Linked DNA regions of Homo sapiens: region 2 is linked to region 1. A link is a loop called in an ENCODE intact Hi-C map of the cell type or tissue named here. Cell type or tissue: IMR-90. All regions are shown on one strand. Links, peaks and the distances in the headings refer to the core of each region. The heading gives the core; the rest is flanking DNA.

Evidence for each region. Hi-C counts contacts between places; a loop is a spot of excess contacts. Peaks named below come from ENCODE experiments on the same cell type or tissue, not always from the same donor. Only the 100,000 strongest peaks of a DNase experiment are listed, where the experiment ranks them.
Region 2: a loop joins it to region 1, with 4 times the contacts of the local background. A loop is called at or near these places in 6 of 110 quality-filtered maps.

Annotation. Positions count from the first base shown.
Region 1 is chr7:136,863,071-136,875,505 of GRCh38, forward strand. It overlaps CHRM2 (cholinergic receptor muscarinic 2), which reads left to right and starts at 5,582. Exons shown (of 4, transcript NM_001006630.2): 1 at 5,582-5,922; 2 at 6,191-6,348. RefSeq lists an enhancer at 6,261-7,023. In IMR-90, for the core only: no CTCF peak of the experiment used is centred there; DNase peaks (open chromatin) are centred at 5,561 and 6,051; H3K4me3 peaks cover 4,584 bases; H3K27ac peaks cover 4,187 bases.
Region 2 is chr7:137,140,217-137,152,651 of GRCh38, forward strand. All of the region lies in intron 1 of LOC349160 (a long non-coding RNA gene), which reads right to left. Among named protein-coding and RNA genes, the nearest start is that of PTN, 200 kb to the right of the region's middle. In IMR-90, for the core only: no CTCF peak of the experiment used is centred there; DNase peaks (open chromatin) are centred at 6,105 and 6,495; H3K4me3 peaks cover 561 bases; H3K27ac peaks cover 4,581 bases.

The DNA of each region.
Region 1 (12,435 bases), core at 1,789-9,788:
CTGTCTACTCCATATTCTGGCATAATAAAAGGGGAGTACCTTGTGCCACCTCTGGACCTCTCAAGGTAGATTTAGAGTGCTTGTTATTGAAGACATTCAATGATTGCAAATAATACATGCTTATTGGGCATGCTTTCAAAACCAATTCAATTTCTAGAAAAACACTTGCCAATAAAAGCCTTGTAGGAATGGAACACACACAATAACTATGCCTAGGGCCTTGCCTCATTCCTTTCTGCAGGGATTTATGAAATATTGCCCATGAGATTTTGTAAATGAGGTCCTTAAGCCTAACACGCCATCACTTTGCTGGTTAAATAATGAAAAGACAGGATTTGTCTTAGGCACAGTAAATCACGGAATGGTTTAGAGTATGCTGCCTTGGACACACTGCTAGGGGAGTGTGTTTTTAAAGTGAAAAGATCTATATGAAGTGATATTACAGTATCAGACACACTCAGTTAAGTCTTACTTAGCAACGTGCAGCTTTTGCATCACAATTATTCCAGTCACTCTCAAGAAATAGAGGTAGGTCAAATTTAATCAGGAAGTGGTCCAATGTTGTGATGGCACCCAGGATTTATTTCTTTAGAATGTGTTAGCATTTCTAGCTTTTCCCTTTAGTTGGCTTAAGAAATTGGTATGTTGTATGATCTGAGCAATTATGTGAATTCCCATGAGTAAGCACAGGTTTCTCTACAGACTCAAAAGATTTTAAGTATTCCTAGATGACTCTTTCCTGCACAAAGATTACTGATTCAAATAATCTGAGACCTCATGCATATAGAAGAGTATCATAAGACTTTCACTTTGAATTTGCTAGAATCTTATCTTCATCTGAGATTCCAGCATTTAACTTTGCCTGTAAAAAGGGGAAATGTAGGCTGTTTGTGAAAATATACACTGAGGTAGTTGTTGAAACTTTCAAGTTCACCCTGTCTTAGAGGTTCGCTTCTGAAGCAGCGCTCAGCTTACCTCCTGGTAGGAGGAACACACATACACTAAATGCTTCTCTAAGGAGACAAGCATCCCATGTGACCTTTTCCTTCTGTATTCTTAACACTGATTTATCACCATTGCAGCTGTTTAGCATTTTGCAGGGTGGTGCACTTCCCCTCCCATCTCTGCTTTTTCTCCCTTCTTCATAGTCCCTGTCTGCAAAAGAGCCCTGTATTTTAAATATTTTATACTCAGCAGCAGTAAATGTTTTCAGGCATTGGGTAACACTATCGCTGCTATGAGAGAAAAGAGTTGAAAACATCTGTGATGCCAAACTTCGTGGAAAAGAAAAAAAATAACAAAGCATTGTTTGTCACACTGTCACTAAACATTATCCCTCAGAATCAGTCCTATTTGTATATGAAAACTTCAATTGCAGGGTCTGAAAAAGAAAAGCTCAGGATTTTCTAGAATAAAAACAGATCATCTTTTTAAGCTAAAGAATAGAAGCTTTTAAATTACTCTCTGGGAAGGTCTGTAGGAAAAAATAAATAATTCTAGGAAGAATAATGTGTGTATTATGAAACCATTATTAAGATTTCAAAACAGTAAGAGACAATTGAAGAACCCATTGTAAGTAGTGATTGTCATTTAGCGGAGATCTACTTTTAACCCAGGATTGTTATATTTCAAACTGAGGTCAAGGAAAAGAAAGGTTTCTTTGGCATCCATCAGATAAATCAGCCCACCTTTTCCAAAGCTCCTGCTGATAAATACGGTGCTTCCCTGATTTAACTCTTAAACAGTCTGTGTGAGTAGAAGATGAAGGACAAGGCAAGATCTGCTCTTGGCTCATTTTCCCAATATAGGCAAAGCCCTCAACTTCATTTTCTTGGTTCCTTGAAAATAGAAAAAAAATTTTAAAAATGTTATGACTGCCATACCTGGTGGGAAATCACTGGAGTTGAACTTGTCACCCTCTTAATCCACTTATGATGATAGAGTGCTGATTTGTGCATCTAATTATTGAAGCCTAATTATTGCTGCAGTGAAATCAATGTGGCATGTTAAATATGCGCCACACTCCCAGGAATGAGACCTGTGCTTCCCCTTCTTCTCATGTTAGTGGTGACCTTATTTATAATCTTATTCAAACGAAAGCTTTGTCAAAGATTCAAAGTCACCCTTCACAGGCATTGAGAGCTCTTCAGTGTGTGTCTGAAGGTTATATGTAATGAAGTTTGGCTTAATAAGTAGAAATTACTAATTTATTAGAGTTCCTTGAGGTGGAAAAGAGGAATGTAGATTAAAAAAAAAATCTCATAGATGCATTTTACAAAGTATTTAAAAAGCAGTTTTGAAAATGTTCCACACCAGCCGGCACGGTGGCTCACGCCTGTAATCCCAGCACTTTCGGAGGCCGAGGCAGTCTGATCACTTGAGGTCAGGAATTCGAGACCAGCCTGGCCAACACGGTGAAACGCCGTATCTACAAAAAATACAAAAATAGCTGGGCGCAGTGGCAGGTGCCTGTAATCCCAGCTACTTGGGAGGCTGAGGCAGTAGAACTGCTTGAACCTGGGAGTCAGAGGTTGCAGTGAGCCCAAGATCATGCTACTGCACTCCAGCCTGGGCGACGGAGTGAGACTCCATCTCACGAAAAACAGACAAACGAAAATGTTCCACACCAAGAGTTACTAATCATATAAATGCTATATTCCTTGGGTGGGGAGTATTCTTTTTTTTTTCCTCAGAAAACGAACTGGCTTAAGAGATTAAAATAAAACACTCAGAATACACATGATCATTTCTTGTATGGAAACAGCAACTAGAAGAAGAAAAGAATTAAGTTCCCTGGGGTCAGAATGCTGATGGATTATGTTTATCTTGTTAATTATATGATGGTGATGAGCATTATGGTTTGCATTGTCAAGAATCACTCCTTAATACTCTGTTTCAGAGGTCACAGGTGTGACCCAAGAAACTGTATTTTTCAGTCTTGACCGACAATGTTATATTTATAGCAATTTGCTATGTGTCACATGCTCTTTTAAGAATTTCACATGAATTACTTCCATTATCCCTCCTACCAACCCCGACATGTATGCTATACCCATTTTATGGTTTAAGAAGCTGAGGCAAAGAAAAGTTAAACAACTTCCCTAAAATCACAGTGAATGGCAGAGTTACAAGTCTATATAAAGATGTGTTCTAAGTGATGACCTAGAAAAAGAAAATGGACATAATTGATGACCGTTGGCTAAAAATGATGCTTCCCTGTGCAACTCCTCTCCAAAAGGCCTTAAGTATACTGACTTCTATTAAACATAGCACTTCAGTCACACATAGACTCTGTTTTATTGAGGTTTAAGAAAAATATTCGTTTGCCTTCATTGGTTATTTATTTGGTTGCTCATTTTGGAATGTGCAGCTTTATTAGTAAAAGGGGGCTTAGTGTTCTTAATGATGTAAAGGAACAAAAAAGTAACAAATCACTGGGTTTTCCTGTCTATTGCTGGCCAGGGATCTATTTCTCCTCACTTTTTTGCTTTGATGGGTGTGTGTCTGTGTGTGTGTTCCAAAAGACTCAAGCAGCTTCATGGGTTTATGGAGGCTCAGTAGACAGAAATAATGGAGTAAAAAAGGAAAATGTGAATTCATTCTGAAAAGAGTGTCTAAGAGAGGAGAGATGACAAAATCAGATATTTAATGTAGTGGAACAAATGCTGGGAGAGGCTGAGAACAAGACTTAGCAGGGCTGTTTTGATTTTCTCACAGGTATCTTATAATCACCCAGTGATGGTGGGATGTAAGTATGGAGGTTGAAGGCAGAGACACAGTATTGTAATGCTGCATTTTAGGATGACTTCAATCAAGCAAAATCAACTTTGTGTCAAGTCCTGCTTGGTGATAGCTATGAGTTAACAAAAAGGGCAGAAACTTTCAGCTACAGCATTTCCATTTATCAATAAATTTACATTGCTATAAAATTAATCATTGGATTGTCAACTGTTACATAGATGTTTCAAATGAAGTGTCTTTTCTTGTCAATAGGAATAGAAGCTTATAAAAACACAGGGACAGTGGTTTTTGCTCTTGTGGATGGCCTTTAATACCTAGCAAAACCCTGGACGTCAAGAACTGAACTGAATTTAATTGACTATATTATATTATATCAATGTATCTTTAACTTGCTCTTTGTCTATCCCTGTGACCCAAAAAGTGATGTGTCCAATTCTGGGCTATTCAATTTAAGGTTTCCACTTCTTGCTCTTTATTTGATTGAAGTTGGATGAGAGAAAATAAAGCCTATGTAATATATAATATATTGATGTTATATTCACATACACATATGCTTTTACAAAAGCAAGTTTTGGCCTAAGCTACACTTTAGAATCCTATCATTGTACTTTTATCAAATGAGGTTAGTATCTAAAAATAATAGATACAATTATTGGCAGAAATTTCTCATTAAAATAAAGAAATAAACATCAAAGGCAGGTCTGAACACAGAAAGTTTGCATCCTAAATCTTTTTTCATGGAGATCACAAATTCCCTGAAGCATCAAACATATATATATTCTGGAGATATATATATATATATATATTTTTTTTTTTGAGAGAGATATATATATATATATTTTTGAGATATATATATATATTTTCTGGATATATATATATTTTCTGGATATATATATATTCTGGACATATATATATTCTGGATATATATATCCTGGACATATATATATATATTCTGGATATATATATCCTGGACATATATATATATATATATTCTGGATATATATATATATATTCTGGATATATATATCCTGGACATATATATATATATATATATATATATATATATATTCTGGATATATATATCCTGGACATATATATATATATATATTCTGGATATATATATATTCTGGATATATATATATATTCTGGATATATATATATATATTCTGGATATATATATATATATTCTGGATATATATATCTATATATTCTGGATATATATATCCTGGACATATATATATATATTCTAGATATATATATTCTGGATATACACATATTCTGAATATAGATATAGATACAGATATAGATATAGATATATTCTGTAGTCTACTGCCCATTAGCTGAAGAAAACATGGTCACTGGCTCATATTTAAAGTAAGAGAAAAAAATTACTTCTCCTTCGGATACATTTGTCAAAGCTCCAAAGAAATAAACAATCTGTGAATAGTTCAGCACAATTATATATTTACAAAGCATAGTGGATTTAGTCTAACATTTTCCCACCTGGAAAAACTGGGCTTAAGTATCTCCGACAAACAAAAAGCAATACTGCGTTCTTCCCAATATGCCATGTCACCTTTGTAGCACTCACACACTTGCAGGGAAGGGACTCGGGGTTGGGGGTGGTTCTGATGTAGAAATTGCAGATGGAGAGCTGGGCTCTGGGGATGGAAATGGAGAGAAGCGAAAAAGAGCCTGGAGAAACGGCTGTCATATTTGCTCAGAAGAACCGCCAAATCAGAGAGCACAGAAGATTTCATTGGAGGAGCGCCTTCAACAGCAACTAATCCTGTCATACTGAAAGAAAATTGTAAATGTTCTCTCCAGAAATTGTCCGCCCATTGCAGCTAATCGAACACACACGCACGAATACAGACACGCTCTCCTGCTGTACTAAAGGCGCCAGGGCGCAAAGACCTAGGGAGCGCGCGCGGGCACACACACACACACACACACACACACAGACACACACACACTCACACACTCCAGGCTGCGGGTTGGCCAGAGCCTGGAAATCGCAGATTTCACCAGGAAATCGCCGAGGTACCCGAATAGGTGTTGCCTCCCAAAACTAATTCCTACTTCCCCAAGCACTTTGGTGAAGAAATGAATCCAGCCCAGCTCGCCGAGGCATCCAGGTCTCCATTCTATTTTGGTCTCCAGGCTCTTCGTGAAAGCCAGGTTTGAAAGTCTTGTTTGCTTCTCCTTTAGTGGTTTGGCGTGGAGGGCGGGGGCAGCGTCAATTTAACTCCAGTCTAAACCACGAACAGGTCACAGACTAGCCAAGTGGCTGAGACGAGTGTGGGGTGCGTGACTCTGCCTGCGCGCGCGCCAGCCCCGCAGCTCTCGCCAGAGCCTTGGGGTCGGTTCTCTCCCGCCTCTCCCGCCTCTCCCGCCCCACCCCTACAGTGTCTCGGCATCAACTAATCTTTTCCTTTTCTTTTGCAAGATCAAGGGAGAAAGAGAACCGGCAGCTGGCCTCGGACTCTAAGCGGTGCGCAGCTCCAGCCCGAGCGGATCGGCCCTGAACCCACAAAGGACTCCTCGCTCCTTCAAGCCTCCACCACCTCGCAGCCGGGGAGGCAACTGGAGCGAAACCAGCGACAGGTAAGGGCCCCGCGCTGTGCAGCTCTCCGCTTACCCACTCCAAGGGCCCTGGCACCAGGGGGTCTCTCCCTTCATATCCCCCCAAGCCGGAGGCTCAGGGGTCGGGGCTTGGGGGAATTGGAGGGAGGTCCTCCCCACGTGCAGATTCTCAAACGGAAACTTTGGATCCTGGGGCTTGGAGGGTTGCGAGCAGTGATGGCGGGTCTGAAAGGAAGGGGCAAACGAGGCACAGCGCGAGGCGAGGTACCCCTACGATTCCGACGGTCACTGAGTCCAGCCGAATGTGGCGAAAGCAGCCTGGGAGCTGCGCTGTCCCGGCGTCGCTCCCTATTCCAGCCCCCCATTCCCTCTACTGTTGCTGACCCCCCTCCCGCCACCCACTCCAGATGCAGCCATGGACAAGACAAGGAGAGCTTCGTCCCTCCCGCCCCTCGGGTTCCTTCCTGCTGGGGTCTGACCGCGTCTTCTGTGCGTGTGGGATGGAGGCCCGGCTCGCTCGGGCTCCGAGCTGTCCCCCGGCTCCGCTTTCGGAGCAGCCCTTGGGCGCTGGAGAGGTTTCCCATTGCGGTCTCCAGGTCATGGCCAAGGAGGAGAAGCAATTAGAATGGGGGAAAGGGTCCCAAGACAAAGGAGAGGGAAGCATTCTGCAATCCCATCCTATTTGAGCCCCGCGCAGGAGCTGGACTGTCCGCCGTGGCTGGGGGACAAGGTCTCAGCCCGAAGCTCATGAGGTACCAGACAGTGCCTGGGCTTCGCCACCTAACTCACAATGGGTCCTGAACCGCCCGGGCAGTCCCCGGGGTCGTAGACTGGGGACCGCTGCACCCCTCCCCGCCCGCAATGTCCCTTGGAGTCCGCACCTGAGGTCCCAGGCAATCGCCGCTAACTTGTAGCTCTCGGACACGGACAGGTGCGGTCCATGCCTGGTGCCGGTAGACGCGCAGAAATTCCACCTGTGCGCGCTGCCCGGCGCCCCTGGGGCCCCTCACGGGGTAAGTAGAGACTCATCTGGGAGAGGTGAAAATTCCCCAGAATTATTGACACACACGGCGGCACACCCTTTGCCTCCGTCCGCCTCCAGCATCCGCATCCCTTTCTCTATCTTCCTGCCCATTGCCGTCCTCGAGGCTGCCCTGAGATACAGAATTGTCCCAGGCTGAGTCCACCGACCCGCCAGTCCCTGGCGATGATGCCAAGGCTCTTGCATGTACGGAAATACCAGCAGGGAGGTTCGCCAGGGGCAGAGAGGCTGGAGGAGAACAGAGAATTGGAGGTAAACGCGTAAAGCCAGCAGAACTGTCGGTGGACATTTCACCCAGGCCGCCCTCCCGCGTCTTTAAGTCAGTTCACCGCCACAGCACGTCTGTGACTGCGGCCACCCAGGGCTCCAAGTCTGCCAGCCCAGGCGCCGCGAGCCAAGAAGAGCGCGGCGCCTCCCACTCCTCAAGCTCCGGAATCCCCCACATCGACTTTCTATTTCCCTGTCTTCTTTTCTTTTTTGTTTGTTTTGCTTTTCCTGCTCTTTTCTTAGCGCTGGGTGGCAGTGGGTATGCGGCAGCCGTGTGATTTGCCCATCCCCTAGTACACGCAGCCAGCGACACAAGCACACAGCGACCAGTCCCCACGCTGTGCCACACACCCTCCAGCGGTCCGGCGCGCAGCCCCTGCTCCACAGCCCGGGACGCCTGCAGCCACCGCCAGGGTCATGGCCATGGCCCACGCAGGGCTCTGCGGGTGGAGAGGGGAAGTCAGCCTAGACTCCAGAGAGAAACCCTGGGGCAACCCGAAAGGCCTGAGGAAAACTGGAATTGGGGTTAGGCATGAGGGGAGGGAGTCTCTGGGGAAAACGGGCCGGGCTGTGCGGAGCCCTGAGGGCTCCTGCGGCTGCAGCGCTGCAGGCCGCCCGCGTCTCGCCCCGCCCCGCCGCTGGGCGTCCCCGCCAGGAGCCCACCCGCGGGCGGCAGCTTTTCTCCATGCTGCCCAGGGAAGTTCGATGCCTGGTGCTGGGATGCGCCAGCGCTTCTGTTCGCTTCTGGCAATCCTGGCGTCTCCCAATGAGAGGGCTCTCAAAATGAAGCTTTTAATAAACTCCAGAGTAAGGAACTCGGGATTGTGCGGCAAAGGCCGCGCATTGCACTTTGTGAGCAATCGGTAAATATGCGCAACCATATGATAGGAAATATATGCATTTTCATTGATAAGAAAAAAAGAGATGATGGTATTTTTAAACAGAAGCCACAAACAGGCATACCTGTGCCATTGTTGGGGAGCTAATAATAAAGGCACTGATGATCACAGGAGTAAGAACAATTGACTTGGCCAAGAGACAATTTTAAGCTGGGAACTGTATTCGGCTGCAGTTCAGAAAGTGGACTTTTGAGACTTGTCAAACGAATGGAAGAATTTTGTGCCAACAATGTCCCAGCTTTGCAGGCTTGGCAGCTGAGGACTCAGAAGTAACAAATTAATGCCAGGTGAATTATTATTGTTACTACTATTATCAAAATGTGTTCCAGTTGCAGCAATACAATGGATAAGCAACTTCCTATTGACTCTATTTGCTTTCCTGGGCTAGACAATAATGCCAATTAAAACTTAAAAAATTTAACCTGACCCTAAAAAGAGGTGAGAACTCCAGCCAAATCTGTTTACCATTTTAAAATAAAGCTCTGTGAATGAGGTGGGGTGGGAATGGGGGAAAGTTTTGGGACTCCAAATTCCCAGGGCTAGACTGTCTGAAAGATGCTTCATTTTCCTATAAAATAAAGAGGCATGTTTGTTTGTAGAAGGGTGCTTGAGGGTGCCTGGAGGCAAATTGGAGTGAGCAAATAGGTGGATTTGAATACTGTCATAGTTCCAGTAAAAGGGAACCCAAAGAGCATGTTTTCAGCTCTCAACTAACTTCAGAGTCAGATGTGGAAAGAACTAGCAGGTGAAATACTGGTAAAAGTCCCTTTGGAGTGAGTTCCCATGGTCCTTCAATTTTGGGAGGCTGAGACTGTTGTCTTCATGTTAAAAAACAAACAAACAAAAACACATATTGCTCTAAATTTGACCCTATCGCCTTCATTGCCCAGAAAGTCCAGATAGTCAAGCATCCAGATGTGTCTTTACTGGACAATTTTCCAATTCCAATTCCAGAGCAGCCATTCCCCAGGGCCAATAGGAATGGGTGGTTTCAGAGATCCAAAGAAAACAGTCCCAGACTGCTGGCAGGTAGGGAAGGCACAAAAAGCATGAATGACACTGTCTTCAATGGAAGTTAGGCTGGCTAATTAGGAGTCCTATGTCTCTCTGACCCACAACAATGAGTAAAGTTAAAACAAGTACAAAAGAGGGAGAAGAGAAGAAATTAGAACAAAAGGGAAATGAAGACGGAATGGGAGAGAGAAAAATGAGGACAAGAATCTGTAGGTATATCAATAATCGTGCTGGATTCAACCTCCATCACTGATGTCAGCCTTTGTTTAGAATATGCATGTGAGCGAACCCTTTCTATTATCTTCACAAGATCACCCAGACACCATTCTCAATCCTGTCTTAAACTTTTCCCACTTTACTCAATAGGACAGAGACTGACAGAAACATTTTGCCACACAGTTCTCTTGAAGAATTGGTTTTCTTTATTTAAACTTATATTTGACTTGCTTGAGATTTTATGACATGGACTCTCCGTGGCATAGTTCCCAAGAGACTCCTATGTATCGAAAGCCACCAATGTCCACCTTGTGACTACTAACAACTGGCTTTTGCTTCCTGTACCCACTCTGTCCACCTTTGGTTCATTGAGCAGGCATCAGGACTTCTCTCATTTAAGATAAATGGCATAAGTATACTGATTGCATATCCCACAGCTCACCTGGCCTATGTGGTGGAGGTGGTATGTGGGGAAAGAGATGCAAGTCACCTTTCCTTAGGCAGGTATTTTTGCTGTGTGTATTCTAAGTCCTTGGCATTATTCTAAGCATCTTCCCATATGATATTTTCTGTTTTGTCAGTTGCTTTAGCCTCACTGCTTAAAATACAGCCAGGCATACCTAAGAAACATATTAAATCTCTTTTGAATGAGTTAATACAGCAATCAATTTTCTCATTTTATCTTTGCAACAATCCTATGTAGTAGATGTTATTTTCTACAGGAAGAAATCAGCATTCAGAGGGGTCTGGTAATGACCCGAGATCATACAGCTAGTAAGTTGCAGCCCCTGGATTCAAACACAAGCTTGTTGGACTCCACTGTCTTAGTTCTTATAGTGTGTCAATCGGTTCGCTATAAATAGTTGTGGCACTTGTTTTCCCTGTGTTTGGGGAAAACAAAACCATGGCATTCAGAAGTTCAATGATGTTCTCCCCATCTGTTAATACAACTTTGCATGTTTTTGTTAGATCCTCCAAACCTTAAGCAAAGAAGAGGCAGTGCTGAGTAGGCTCTTAGTTGGCACGTGCTTGTCTTGTTTAGTCAGTGATTGCCTCTGGCAGAGGTAAACGAGGGCACCAAAATTTTGGCAGATGCCATTTTCACCTCTCAGCAATACTAAGACATTATTAAACAGAAGTTCTTTTGTCTGATGCATAGTAATAAAAGATAATTTTGATATCATTCAGCTGAGTTCATGATAGGAAGCAGATCAAGAGACTTTTTCAAGGTGACACAGCTAACCAAGAACTGCATAAGAACACACACATCCCAATCCCAGTCTAGTTGTCTCTCCATTTTTTCATGCTAAATGAGTTCTCTTTTTCTATAAGATTGTTGGCACTTAAGATTCTGAATTTCAATGGCCCCATTTACTTTTAATTAGTATTTATTATCCACATGTGCTTTGAAAAGTATAATGTTACTTTGTAAACTGCTATTAGCAAAGAATGAGGTAGGTTCCAGTTGGTTTGCCTCTTTCCACTCTTTATATATCTTTGTCTTACTTTATTTATTTCTCTTTTTTTTTCTTCACATGTTCTAGCTCCTTCTTTTATACTATGACCTAAATATACAATCATCTTAACTGGTGCTGTTACCATGGTAATGTTTCATGGTAGATAAGGGTACACACTAAAAACTCAGTTTTCTCATTTTCTTTCATTAGTAATGGAATTCCTTCTGTCTCTCTTTTTTTTCTCTGTCTTCCCCCATGCCCTCCCTCTCTCTCTGCCCCCCCTCTCTCCCCTCTTCCCTCCCAAATCCAAGCTTTCACTGAATGATGCCCTCTGGTGTTCAATAACTGGAAGCACATTGGATTGGATAGGACAAGGACATCCGTTTTAAAGCTTAGGGAGAATTTCAATTTCAAACAAAAATTCAACTGGACCTAAGCAAGAAGGACTTTGAATTAATATGTTTTTAAGCAAAGAGATTAGTAGAATACATTTGTTGTCTGGGCATGTCAAATGTTGTTTACTATGTATACAGTTATGGCAAAGGGGTGGGAAGGATATTTATACCCTTACAGGTTTAACATTGTTATGAAAATGTTCTTATGGAAGAAAAAGAGATGCCACCGAGATATCCCTGGGAGGATAGTCTGATAGAATATTCTGCACATTTAAGTCTTTAAGACTTCTAAATGGAAGTCTTCTATCTTTAGAATGGAAACATTTTTCTTGCTGAATATATATATATATATGTAAAAAATGCATGTGTGTGTATGTGTGTATATATATACACATATATACATATATACACATATATACATATATACACACATATATACATATATATACACACACATACACACACATGAATTTTATATATATATATATATCTCCAGCAAGAAAAAAATATATATACATATATACATATACATACACACATACACACACGCGTGAGAAAGAAAGAGTGGAGGTATTTGTTAGGTGAGAAACGTAGACGTTTTACTCTTACTTACATGATTGTGTGAATAATAATATCAAGCTGCACATTTTTATTAATCCCTAAATACATGGCAAACTAGAAGTGAGGTTGATATGCTATAAACATATCTTCTTTCTTTCTCATTCCAAATTCCACTGCTGCCCTCTGATCAGACCCCAGGTTAAATCTGTTCCCTCAGAGGCTTCCCTGGAATCCATCCCCCTCTTTCCATCCGGGCA
Region 2 (12,435 bases), core at 2,662-10,661, 280 kb after region 1:
TCCTTGCAACACTGTTCACAATAGCAAAGACATGGAATCCACCTAGATGCCCATCAAGAGTGAACTGGATAAATAAAATGTGGTACATACACCATGGGATACTACACAGCCATTAAATAAAAAAAAAACACCTCCCTTGCAGCAACATGGCTGCAGCTGGAAGCTATTGTCCACAGTAAACTAATGCCAGAACGAAAACCAAATACCACGTTTTCACTTACCAGCAGGAGCTAAACATTGAGTGCAAATGGACATAAAGATGGGTACGAGAGACACTGGAAATGACTTGAGGAGGGGGTATGAGAGGGGCATGGGTTGAAAAACTACCTATCAAGTACTGTGCTCACTAACTTGGTGATGGGATAATTTGTAACAGCATCAAGCAATTTACCCATGTAACAAATCTGAACATATATCTCCTAAGCCTAAAATAACAGTCAAAAAATGGGGAAAAAAAGAATGACAATGCAGTGTTTGGTTTAGTATATGACTAGAAGAGCACAAACATCAGGAAGGGAGAAATTGCAATGTATTACTGTAATATTCTTACACAACACATGAATATTATTTGAAAATAGATTGTGTTAAATCATAGATACAAACTATGGACACTAAACATGCAAAATAAATTATAGCTAATAAACAAATTAAAGAGATAAAATGGAATAATACAAACATTCATATAATCCACTCAAAGTCAAGAAAAAAACGAAAAGTAAACAAAGATCAGATGGAATAAACAGAAAACAAATAGTGAGATCATACTCTTTAAAAATCTAATCTTATAAATAATTACATTAAATATAAATGGTGTAACTGCCAATTCAAAGGCAGTAACTTTCGAATGGAACAAAAAGCAAGACCCAATTATATTCTTTCTGCAAAAAAACAATGCACTTCAAATATAAGACAAAAATAAAATAAGTAAATGAATGTAAAGACTATGCCATGCTAACTCTAATAAAATGAAAGTTACACTGGTTATATAAATATAGAAAGTATATTTCAGATCAAAGAATATTACCAGGGAAGAAGAGAAAAAGAAGGTTTTACATAATGTTAAAGGTATAATTTTATGAATTGGACCTCACAATCTCAAATATTCGTGTACCTGATAATGCAGCTTTAAAGTATATAACAAAAAAACTGATCAAACAGGAAGAAATAGACAAATCTAGAAGTACTGTCAGATATTTCAGTATCCCCCTATAATTGACATTAAATGCACACAGAAAATTATTAAGCATCTACAGAACTTGAACAGTGCTACCAACTGACTTAACCTAATTGAGTTATAAAACACACAGAACCAGAAACGGAAGAATACACATTCTTTCTGAAAGCACAGAGAACATTTACAAAGATGGACTATATTCTATCCATAAAGTTTAAAGGGTTAATGTATACAATGACATCTGATAACAAGAAAATTAAATTAGAAATCAATAACAGTCAAATATTTAAAAAATCCTCAAATTTTGGAAACTAAATAATTCATAGATAAAAGAAGAAATTGAGAGTGGGTCAAAAATATTTACCAAAATAAAAATTAAAATACAATGTACCAAAATTTATAAGATGCCACTAAAGCAGTACTTATTAATAAGAGGAGAATTTAGGGCATTAAATACTATAAAGGTACCAAATTAATGACTTCACCTTTATTTTAAGAAACTAGAAAAAGAAGAGCTCGAATTTGTGGTAGAAAGGAAAGAGTAAGTACTGGAGTGACAATCAATAAAATAGAAAAGACAAAAGAAAAAATAAATGAAGCCAAAAATTCGTTCTTAGAATGAGTAATAAATGTGATAAACATTCAGTCATACTTACTAGGGAAAAAATGGGAGAAAACATAAGTTAGAAATATCATGAATTAGAAGTGACATCATTGAAGAGTCTACAGACATTAAAAGAATGATAAGAAAATATATTTTTATAGTCTTAACACCATACATTCAGTTACCTAGATAAAATGAACAAATAAATTTCTTGAAAGTCACAAAGTATAAGTGCTCACTGATAACTGAATACATAAATAATGTTAATATATTGATATCAATTTATTAAGTTAGATTTGTAGGAAAAAAAAAAAACTTCTCACAAGAAAAACTCCAGATACAGATAGCTTCACTGGAGAAGAAAACCAAACATTTCAAATAAATAATACCCATTATACACCAACTCTTGAAGAAAATTTAAATGAAAGAAATGCTTCCTGCCTTAGTCTGCTTTGATTGCCATATAAAATACCAAGACTGCATGGCTTAAACAACAGAAATTTATTTCTCAGAGTTCTGAAGGCTAGATAGCCTAAGGTTAAGATGTGAGTAATATAAGATTCATTCTGAGTACTCTTGAGTCATAAGTAGTTGCCATCTCTGTGTGCCCACAAGACCTCTGGACACACAGAGAGGAAGGGAAAGAAAGAAAGCAAATTCCCCCATGTGTTTTCTTATAAGGGCACTAATCCTATCATGAGGGTTCTAATCCTTCTGACCTCACTCTGACCTTAATTACCTCCCTACAGCCCCATCTCTAAACACCATCACACTGGGAGTTAGGACTTAAACAAATAAATTTTGTGAGAACACAAAAGTTCAATTCATATCACTTTCCAACTCATTCTATAAAAATAACATTACCCTGATTCTAAAACTAGTTTAAGATATTACAGGAAAAGCACAGACCAATATCCCTCATGAGTGTAAATACTAAAAATCTAAAGAAACTTAGAGAAAATTGAGCTCAATGACATATTTTTAAAAAGACAATACATCATGATCAAGTGGAATTTATCCTGGGAATGCAATACTGGTTTATCAGAGGATCTGTCAATGCAAATCACCATATTAATAAGCCAAAAAAAACAAACAAAAAACCAAGTTACATATAATAATTTCCATGCAGAAATACTTTTGACCAAATTCAACTTCCATTTCTTTTTTGTTGTTGTTGTTGTTGTTGTTGTTTATTTTGAGAGAGTGTCTCACTCTGTCACCCAGGCTGGAGTGCAGTAGTATGAACACGGCTCACTGAAGTCTCAACTTCTGGGGCTCACACTATCCTCCTGCCTCTGCCTACCAAATCAACATCCATTTCTTAAGTATTTGATAACACAACATATTAAATTAAGTAATAATTTAATTGTACATTAAAAATAACTAAGAGTATAATTGGATTGTTTGTAACACAAAGGATAAATGCTTGAGGGGATGGATAGCCAGTTTTCCATGATGTGATTATTATACATTGCATGCCTCTACCAAAATATCTCATGTACTCCATAAATATATAAAGCTACTGAGTACCCAGAAAAAAATTAAAAATAAAATTTTAAACTTTCAGCAAACTAGAATTAGAAGAGAACTTCTGTAACTTAATAAAGGGCATGTGTGAAAAACTTACAAGTAATAGTTCTACGTAATGACTTTGGATCTGATTACAGGCCTGTATTCCATTACAAAATCCATCTAACTGCGTGCTTAAAATCAGTAAATTTTGTTTTATATAAATGATATTTCAGTGAATCTGGTGAAAAGTTACATTATAAAATCTCTCATGTAGAATGTTATTTTACCTTGCACGCTACTAATCATTATCAGAACATCACCTATAAATTTTTATTGAAAGGGGCTTCTCACCCCCTCCTCCACACACAAACTACTCCATTTTAAAACACAAATCATGACAAATTATTCCTTTCATCAAGAAAAATGGTGTCTATGTAACTTATTCCCAAGTGTTGTAATCTATTTTCTTCAGTGATATCTTCCTGCCAACAATTCATCATATTTTGTTTTCAGACCTTTAACAATGATATAAATTTTATGTATCAAAAATATTATAACAACCCATTTCTACTTATGTGTCAAATCTTTCCTCCTAATTATTTTATTTCTTCCACTTAATAAACAAATGCCCCGGGTTATTACAATTTGCTTTTCCCCTGGAGAGTTTTATACACTTTATTTACACTGCCTCACCAAAATTATTAACAAGAATATCTTATTATTATTACATTATAGTGTCCCCAGGCAGAACCTGAAGTCTTGCTGAAACTAAAAGCTGGCAGAAGCTATTGATATTTTTATACAGTTCCAGGTAAGACAATAGAGAGAGGTTAGCATAAAGAGCTGAAGCTATTTGGGCTTCTTAATGCAACATAGATGAAAAGAGTCAAGAATGTAGTCCCAGCCTACCAAAAAAATAAAAACAAGAAAATTAGAGCAGGTGATAGAAAACCAGGGTCAGAACAAAACTGACAATTAAGGGTTGCAGATAACTGCAAACCAAGAGTCAGAGACTTGAGAGCAATGTCAACAAAGGTAGAGGAATTTGGGACTAATACATCAGCGAATTACTGGGATCTTCAGAATCAAAACAAAAATGAAATAGGAAGCATTCACAAGGTTTAAACTTGAAAAAGTATGTCTGGATCAAAGCATCTATTTGCAGATAATTACCCCCAAGTTTCTGTCTACAATCACTAACTTTAATCAAATGATCCTCTGATATGCCCGTGCTCACATAGGCCTTGCTCTTCTGGCCCTGCAATACTTTGGACCAGAAAACAGATTGATGCAATGAAGGGAGGAGAATCAGAATGAACAGTTTAATTAAAATAACATTTTTAGCTGAATTCTCAAGGTATTTACGTCTAAACCAGATATCTTTCTCTCTTTCTCTTTTTTTTCTTTCTTTCCTTTTTTTTTTTTAGACAGAGTCTCACTCTGTCACCCACGCTGGAGGACAGTGGCACGATTTCAGCTCACTGCAGCCTCTGCCTTCCCAGTTCAAGTGATTCTTGTAGCCTCCTGAGTAGCTGGGATTATAGGCATGTGCCGCCATGGCCAGCTAATTTTTTTTTTTTTTTTTTTTTTTTTTAGTAGAGACAGGGTTTCACCATGTTGGCCAAGATGGTCTTGAACTTCTGACCTCAAGTGATCCACTCTCCTTGGCCTCCCAAAGTGCTGGGATTAGAGCCGTGAGCCATCACGCCCAGCCCCAGAGAGCTTTCTTACTTGAAATTCTTGTTTCTATCTATGCTTTGGCTTTTCTTACCATTTTGATGTGTTCTTGGTATCACCTTGAAAAGCCCTGTTACTGGTTTCTCCTTTCTCATCCCGTGATTCAGCTCCATGGATAGCAGACTAGAGTTGTAGCCTACATAAGAATGTGGCTATAATTTTGCATATCCTTGGCTTCTCACTCTGCCCAGTCTTTATTTCACAGTAGCAGCAATCACATATTGACAAGACGTATTGTTTAGAAGACTTTTCTAAGACTTACAGAAAGTGCTTGCTAGAAGTATGTCTTGGATTATAATATCATTATTAATACAGCAATAGTGTTTAAAGAGTATTCCAGGATTCCAATGAATGTATTTTAGGCAACAGAGTTAAGAGCTCTTGTCCAACTGGGCTTGTTGAACTGTATCTCTAGTCATCATTGTCCCATTTGTTCTTAATAGAGTTATCACTTGAATGAAATGAAATTCTAAGCAAAATAAAATAATTTGAGTTAGGTCAGGAAGAGAAGTTCTGATTTGAGAAAGCTACATAGAGTTCAGAGAAGCTGAGAGAATCTAGAGAATCTCTGGGTTCTTCGTTCTTCCCACTCACTACACAATATACACAGAAATTTACCCTTAAAATTTCATCTCTCACTTTTTTCTTATCATTAATATTTTTTTCCTATTTCACCATTTTCCTGAATTCTGTTTATATTTAGTCTTACTACAGAACTTACTGGCTACTAGGTTGTAATTTAGAAGGACATTTCCTTGCAGATATATTCTGGAAGATGTCACTATCAGCAGCAGAAATTCAGCTGTCCTGACCAATAAGAAACATTCCGTTGGTCTTTGCACAAGAATGTGCCCACTTGGACTGTTTAATGAATTGTAGGTCTCACAAATTGCAGCCACTGTGTCTAAGGAATGTTCTCTCTCATTAAACAAATTATATTATTTCTAGGCCTCCCCCACACTCAAAACATACTCAATTTTCTTAATGACTCTGTAAGACAAGGTTTAGATAATACAGAAGGCATGGATATAGTATGATACTGAGGTCATAACAAATATTCAAAGTGACTCATGGAGTGTTAGCCACAGGGATTTGCCTCCTCTCTGAGGGATTTTGTTTTTGTAGGTTCACTCATAAAGATTAAAAGAAATAGGCAATGGGATAGTAAACTGGAAAATATATTTGAAGACATAATTCAATTTCTATCCAGTGGCAAAAAAAAAAAAAAACCAGCTAAGACGTTATAATATTGTCTCTGCCTTTTAATTCTCTAAGTGAAACCAGACTATCATGTAATAAATCTACTTTAAAGTGATTCTTTTAAAGGTAAAAAGTTGAAGGTAACCACAGAGAAGAATTTTAACCTTATGAGTAATAATCTAAAATGGTTTTTGTATTTATGTCTAAAACGAATGCATTGTCGGAGCAATCTGACCACGCAAATTCCTGTTACTGACGGGCAGAGCTGGGATTCCTGTTGTAAGCCTGATGTGGCTGTCTTCCTCTCCCTGTTCCATTTCTAGAAGTTGTAATGTTAAGATGCCACAATGCCTGCTGATGGTACTAGACAGAGTATTGCAGATGTTCTTTGAATACAAATACTGCCTGCCTCACATACCCGTGAGAATAGCTGCAGAATGGAGGCCATGATTAGAGGATGGAATTCAATGACCATTACTCCTGCTTATGTTATTAATTAGAAACATTCTACACATAAACAAGAGTTTCGGAGGAGCCTGTTATTAATGTAACAAAGAGATCTTTTCAGTATCTGCCATTTACACACACACGGTTCTCAGTGATTCCCAGAAATTGTTAGTAAAATCAAGTTGTTTAGAGCGCATGGCCAGATTTTTCTCATTTCCCAACCTCTGTGCAGAGCATGCTGGAATGAGTTATTGAGGGAAACTCTAAGAATAGAAATACTATTAATTCATGCATGTATAAAGTGCTTAACAGCTTACAAAACACATGCATACCTGCTACCTCATTAATCTTCACAACCATAAGAGATATGTTACTGATATTATTGCCATTTTACAAAGAAGAAAAAAAGGAGGTTTGGGAAGCATAAATAACTTTATAGGATCACATGGCTATTAAAAAGTGGAGTTGGAGCTACCATTTATATTTTTGATTGCAAGTGTGGGGAGTATCTACACTGAACTAAAAAATGACCAGCTAGCTCCAAAATAGAAAATACCTATAATTAGGCATGGTCCTCTCTGAACATAGCAAGTTATCTTTGCTGAATGCTAGATGTACATTCCACGCATAGAAGCAGAGAGGGCATTGGTGGAATTTGGTGCCTCTCCAAGCAGTGCTCCTTAGAATGCGATTCACATATTGGGTTGGTCTGCTGTTCGTAACTGGTCTCAAAGGAGATAAGTGCCAACATGGAGAGTAAGCATTTGGAATGTGGCATGGCAACTTCACAGAGTAAATCTGTATCTGTTGAATGACAAAAAATTGGAGTTTATATTTTGAATGTCCTTTTAAAAAAGTTTTATATTTTGTATTCATTTATGTTTATTGTATTTTACAAAAGGAGCAGCCCACAAGAAATTGTGGGAAGAAAATGGTTCCTCTCCCAGTTTTGCGTGCATGAGAAGCTCCACTTCAGGGGAGACTCACCTTGCCAAACTAGAGAATGCATCTGTGTTCAAATTCCTCAGGGCATCCTTAACAAGCTGTGTTCCACTCCACTGAATTGGCTTCCCGTGGATTCTCTCTGAAGGGCCCCTACATATTGTTTCCTGAGGAAACCTGAGTTTACACCAACATATCCTTGTCTGTAATGACCACTTCTGAAGAGTGGTTGCATTAGTTTTCTCTTGCTGTGTAAAAAGTTAGCCCAAACTCACTGGCTTATAACAACACCCATCTATTATCTTACAGTTTTGGTAGGTCAGAAGGCAGGGCACACATAACTGAGTCCCCTGCTCAAGGCCTCACAAGGTTGAAATCGACATGTTGGTAGGACTGCATTTTCATCTGGAGTTCAAGGTGCTCTTCCAACTCAGGTATGTTGCTGGCAGAATTCAATTTCTTGTGGCTGTAGGACGGAAGCCCTGTTTTCTTGCTGTCAGCCAAGGAGTGCCCTCAGGTCCTAGAAGCTGCCTCAGGTCTTAGCCAAATGGAGCTCACCAGAGGCAGTTCACCACATTTGTTTTCTTCCAAAGGAGTGGGAGAGAGATTCCAGTGTGTGACCTTCTTTTAAAAGGGTTACCTGATCAGGTTAGGCCCACCCAGGACAATCTCCCTTTTGATTAGCTCAAAGCCAACTGATTAATAGCCTAATCAATGACCTGGTATCCTGTTATGTTCATTGGTCCCAACAACAGTGAAACCGAGAAGATTATACCTGGCATGTATGTTCAGATGAGAATTTAGGGTGCATTTTAGAATTCTCACTACCACAGAGGTCGACACTTGATAAAAAGACACAAGGAAAATGCATTGCTCTATGAACTTGTCTTGCTACTCTCTTTAAAAAGTTTGCCTGGTAATACTATTAATTAAAATGTGTTACATTTCATTTATGTTGAACTTCACTGATTCCATTCCAGACTCTGCCCTCAATTTCAGAGAAGGAAGAATCATCTGTCTTAAGAGGTGTTTTGATCTTAAAATGCCAAAACAACAGTCTCTAGAGCCTTCATGAATCAAATTCAGACCCATCAATGCTTTCTACTGTGGCACTGCCAGATTGCTGGAATTATACTCATTACATCCAGCAGTTATGGGACTATGGGACTGTAAATGGAATAGAGCACATAATCTTAGGATGAGGTCAGGAGAAGTCAGACTTTGAAACTAACAAAATGGACACATAGTACAATGCATGACAGCATCTGTAACACTTCTTGGAGTGAAGTCTTTTAGATAATTTACTTTGGAAACTAAGGCACCAAAACCAAGATAAAATGAAATAAACTACAATCTTAGAAATCATAATAGTTCTGTCACTAGGTAATGTTATAACAGGAGGTTTGAACATGAATAAAAAATGCTGGAGAAGAAGTCATCAAAAATTAGAATTTTGCAGTCTCCAGTACTATTTAAAGACAATGAAACTCAAAATCATTGACTTAAAAAAAGAAAGCAATACCTGTGGTGGTTACACACAATATGAAGGAGTATCACTGAAGCTTAATAACTTTTCTCTTAATACCATTCAATTCTGTTCATTAGCAATAGGCACTAGCATTTATATGGTACTTTCAAAAAGAATATTTCATGTTTTTATAGACACACTTCAATTTATTCTAAGCTTAAAGTGTCAAAACCTCCTTCTCATGATGGTTTGTTTTGTCAAGTAGATTGTCTTAGTTAAAAAAAAAAAAAACAGACAAAAAAAGCAAGCAAGAAAGGTACTCTATGCAATAGTTAGAACCCTTTGGTGCTGCAACGAACAAATTTCTTCTAACTAAATTAAAGTGGCATTCACAAAAAGGATGACAAAGGACAATTCTTTTTTTTTTTTTTTTTTGAGACGGAGTCTTGCTCTGTCCCCCAGGCTGGAGTGCAGTGGCGCAATCTCGGCTCACTGCAAGCTCCGCCTCCCGGGTTCACGCCATTCTCCTGCCTCAGCCTCCCGAGTAGCCGGGACTACAGGCGCCCACCACCACGCCCGGCTAATTTTTTGTATTTTTAGTAGAGACGGGGTTTCACCGTGGTCTCGATCTCCCGACCTTGTGATCCACCCGCCTCGGCCTCCCAGAGTGCTGGGATTACAAGCGTGAGCCACCGCGCCCGGCCGACAAAGGACAATTCTTAAAAAGACATATAAACATGACATACAGATGTAAACACATGGAAGATTTGGAAGATTTTATTTAACTCATTAATTAATAAGAGAAATCATAGATGCTGTAACTATTTCAAAAAGCACTCAAAGTATCACACACTCAGTCTTATTAGAAATGCTGAAACATTTACAATGGATGCAAAAACTAATAAAACTGATTCATATTTAATATCCACAGATTGATAATCAATTGCATTCCACCAGACATAATTTGGATTTCTATGGACAGGAATCATTTGCATTGCTATTGGATTTCTACAGGTTAACTTCTTGTCAGCATTGTGAAACAGCCTAGTTAAAAACAGAATAAAATGAAGGCAGACACCTCTACAGGATCAGACAATCCTTGGAGGTTTCAGCATTTCACTGAAATGATATCCAGCAATCTCTTTTGCCCATTTCAAAATCTTGCCCTTGTATATAGAAAGATTTCCTAGACAACAAGTAAAGGATTCAGCAAGACTCTAGGAACAGGCCTGGAGTGGCATGCATTATTGAACTTAAAATATATTTTGCCTCCACTTTGGCTTTTTACATGCTTGCTCTCTCTTGCTGAGTACTTATTTTCTCTCTTTACAAATCCAAATAGTGGATAATGGTAAGGAACTAATTACTCTCAAGTTTATATGTGATATGTTGAAAAGCCCAGCCAACATTACTAATTTTTACATTACAGTGATGCAACCCAACCCTGAGGGTATAGTTACTCTTAAATGAACAGAATACACTAAATTTTTGACCTGAGCAGCATAATCTGGACTTCTTTGTGCTCTACCAAAGAATAACTACTTAGTGAGGCCCACAGAGAAAGAAGGAGGTGAATCAGTTAACATTAACATCAGTGGAGACAATCATATTATCCTCTCAGCCATGGCAAAGGGCTGGAGATGAGGGGGCTATTATAAACTAACTTTATTTTTACCAGTTTAGTGATCTTGTATAGATCAAAGTTTACAATTATCTGCCCTTTTGGGGGGTATAAATACTAAACTTAGAAATTCTAACTTTCAAATTAATGTATCTTTTTACTCAACCTTTCCTTTCCTAAAGACAGGCTTCCTGCTCCAGATTTGCTAACAGAAGGGGACACTGTGGGAACATCTTGATAATTGAGACATCGTTAGTCTAATTACTTATATCACACCCCTGCTTCACCTTCACCCTCCCCCATTTCTTCGAGAAGCATCTGCTAAATGTCAGTAGTTAAGATGTGTCAGACAGAATCCAGAACTGCATAGCTTAGTTTGCTGGGAGGTAGCCAGAGAGGAGAAGAGGAAGAAAAATATTCCTTTCTTTCAAATTCTTTTTTCAGTTGTTATGCTGATTGTTTTACAAAAGAGAAGAGTCCAACAAAAATCTAAAGATAGATAATTTTGTGCCTGAGTGAGTATGCGTGAGCACATTGGCGGGGGGGGGTTGTGTGTGTGAGAGAGAGAGAGAGAAAGAAAGATTTGCCAGTCAGGCAACAGTAAAGGTATACACACATGCGGGAAAAGGCATGACATCATTGGTATGATTCATTTGGTTGTTAATGATTTAATGGCTCTTTAAATAGGATGGAGAGTGGAACATATATAAAACTCAGCATACCACTTATACCCTGATGGATCAGACCTTAAAATATAGCTATTGAACTAGACGCCAGTCATTTCTAGGTCTGACTACCTGGGGAAGATAGCTATTACTAGCTGTTGATGGTCAAAATTATATATGTTGTATATAAAATGTAGAGGTAATAAAAATGTTCTTTTCTTCAAACACCACCACCTCATTTTCTAAGTAATGATGTCATCTACAATCACTAAGTATACTTGTTCAATTCCACAGAGTGGTAGTTCTCAACTTGGGGTACCCGTAGAAGACAGAATTCCATTTCAGACTTACTGCATCAGAATACTCAGAGGAGAAGTCCATTTTCAAAACCCCATAATATATTCTTATCTACACCAGGGTTTGAGAACCACTTTAGAGAAGGCTCCTGGTCTCTCTGAGCAGCCAGATCTATAATATCAGTAGCCATTACTAGGGAAAGGACATGTACAGTACAGGGTGGGGATATAAAATGGGAAGAAAACAGTAATAAATGTTTTTGGAAAATAAGTAATCATGAAAGCACAAGTCATTTAATAACTTGTTCATTATAGTATAGAAAGACCAAGGGAAAATATAAATATATACATAATTTATCCTCTACCTACTCTCACTTTTAGTTTAGACCACCATTGACATGTTTCTCCTCACCAGACTAAACACAGGTAACTCTGTATTCTCAATGAGGGTAGGGACCTTGCTGTGCTCTTTGCTGTATTTTCAGTTTGGGGCATGTAATATGAATGTAAATATTTGTTGAACAAAAAGAATTATGTACTCAGAATCAGAAATAATTTTGGGTTATAACTTCTTTGACTTAGACACAATTTTTTAATTTTTGTTCTGTTCTGTTTGGCTAAGCTTCACTATTCCGAGAAATGATTATGGCGCAAAAACCCTTCACGTCTTGTCTACTTCATTCCATCACCAGGGACATAGAAGAGCTTTTACTACTCCACAGTGCCATATGCCTCTGAAGTCAAATGTCCCTCCATGTTCCCTAATGGG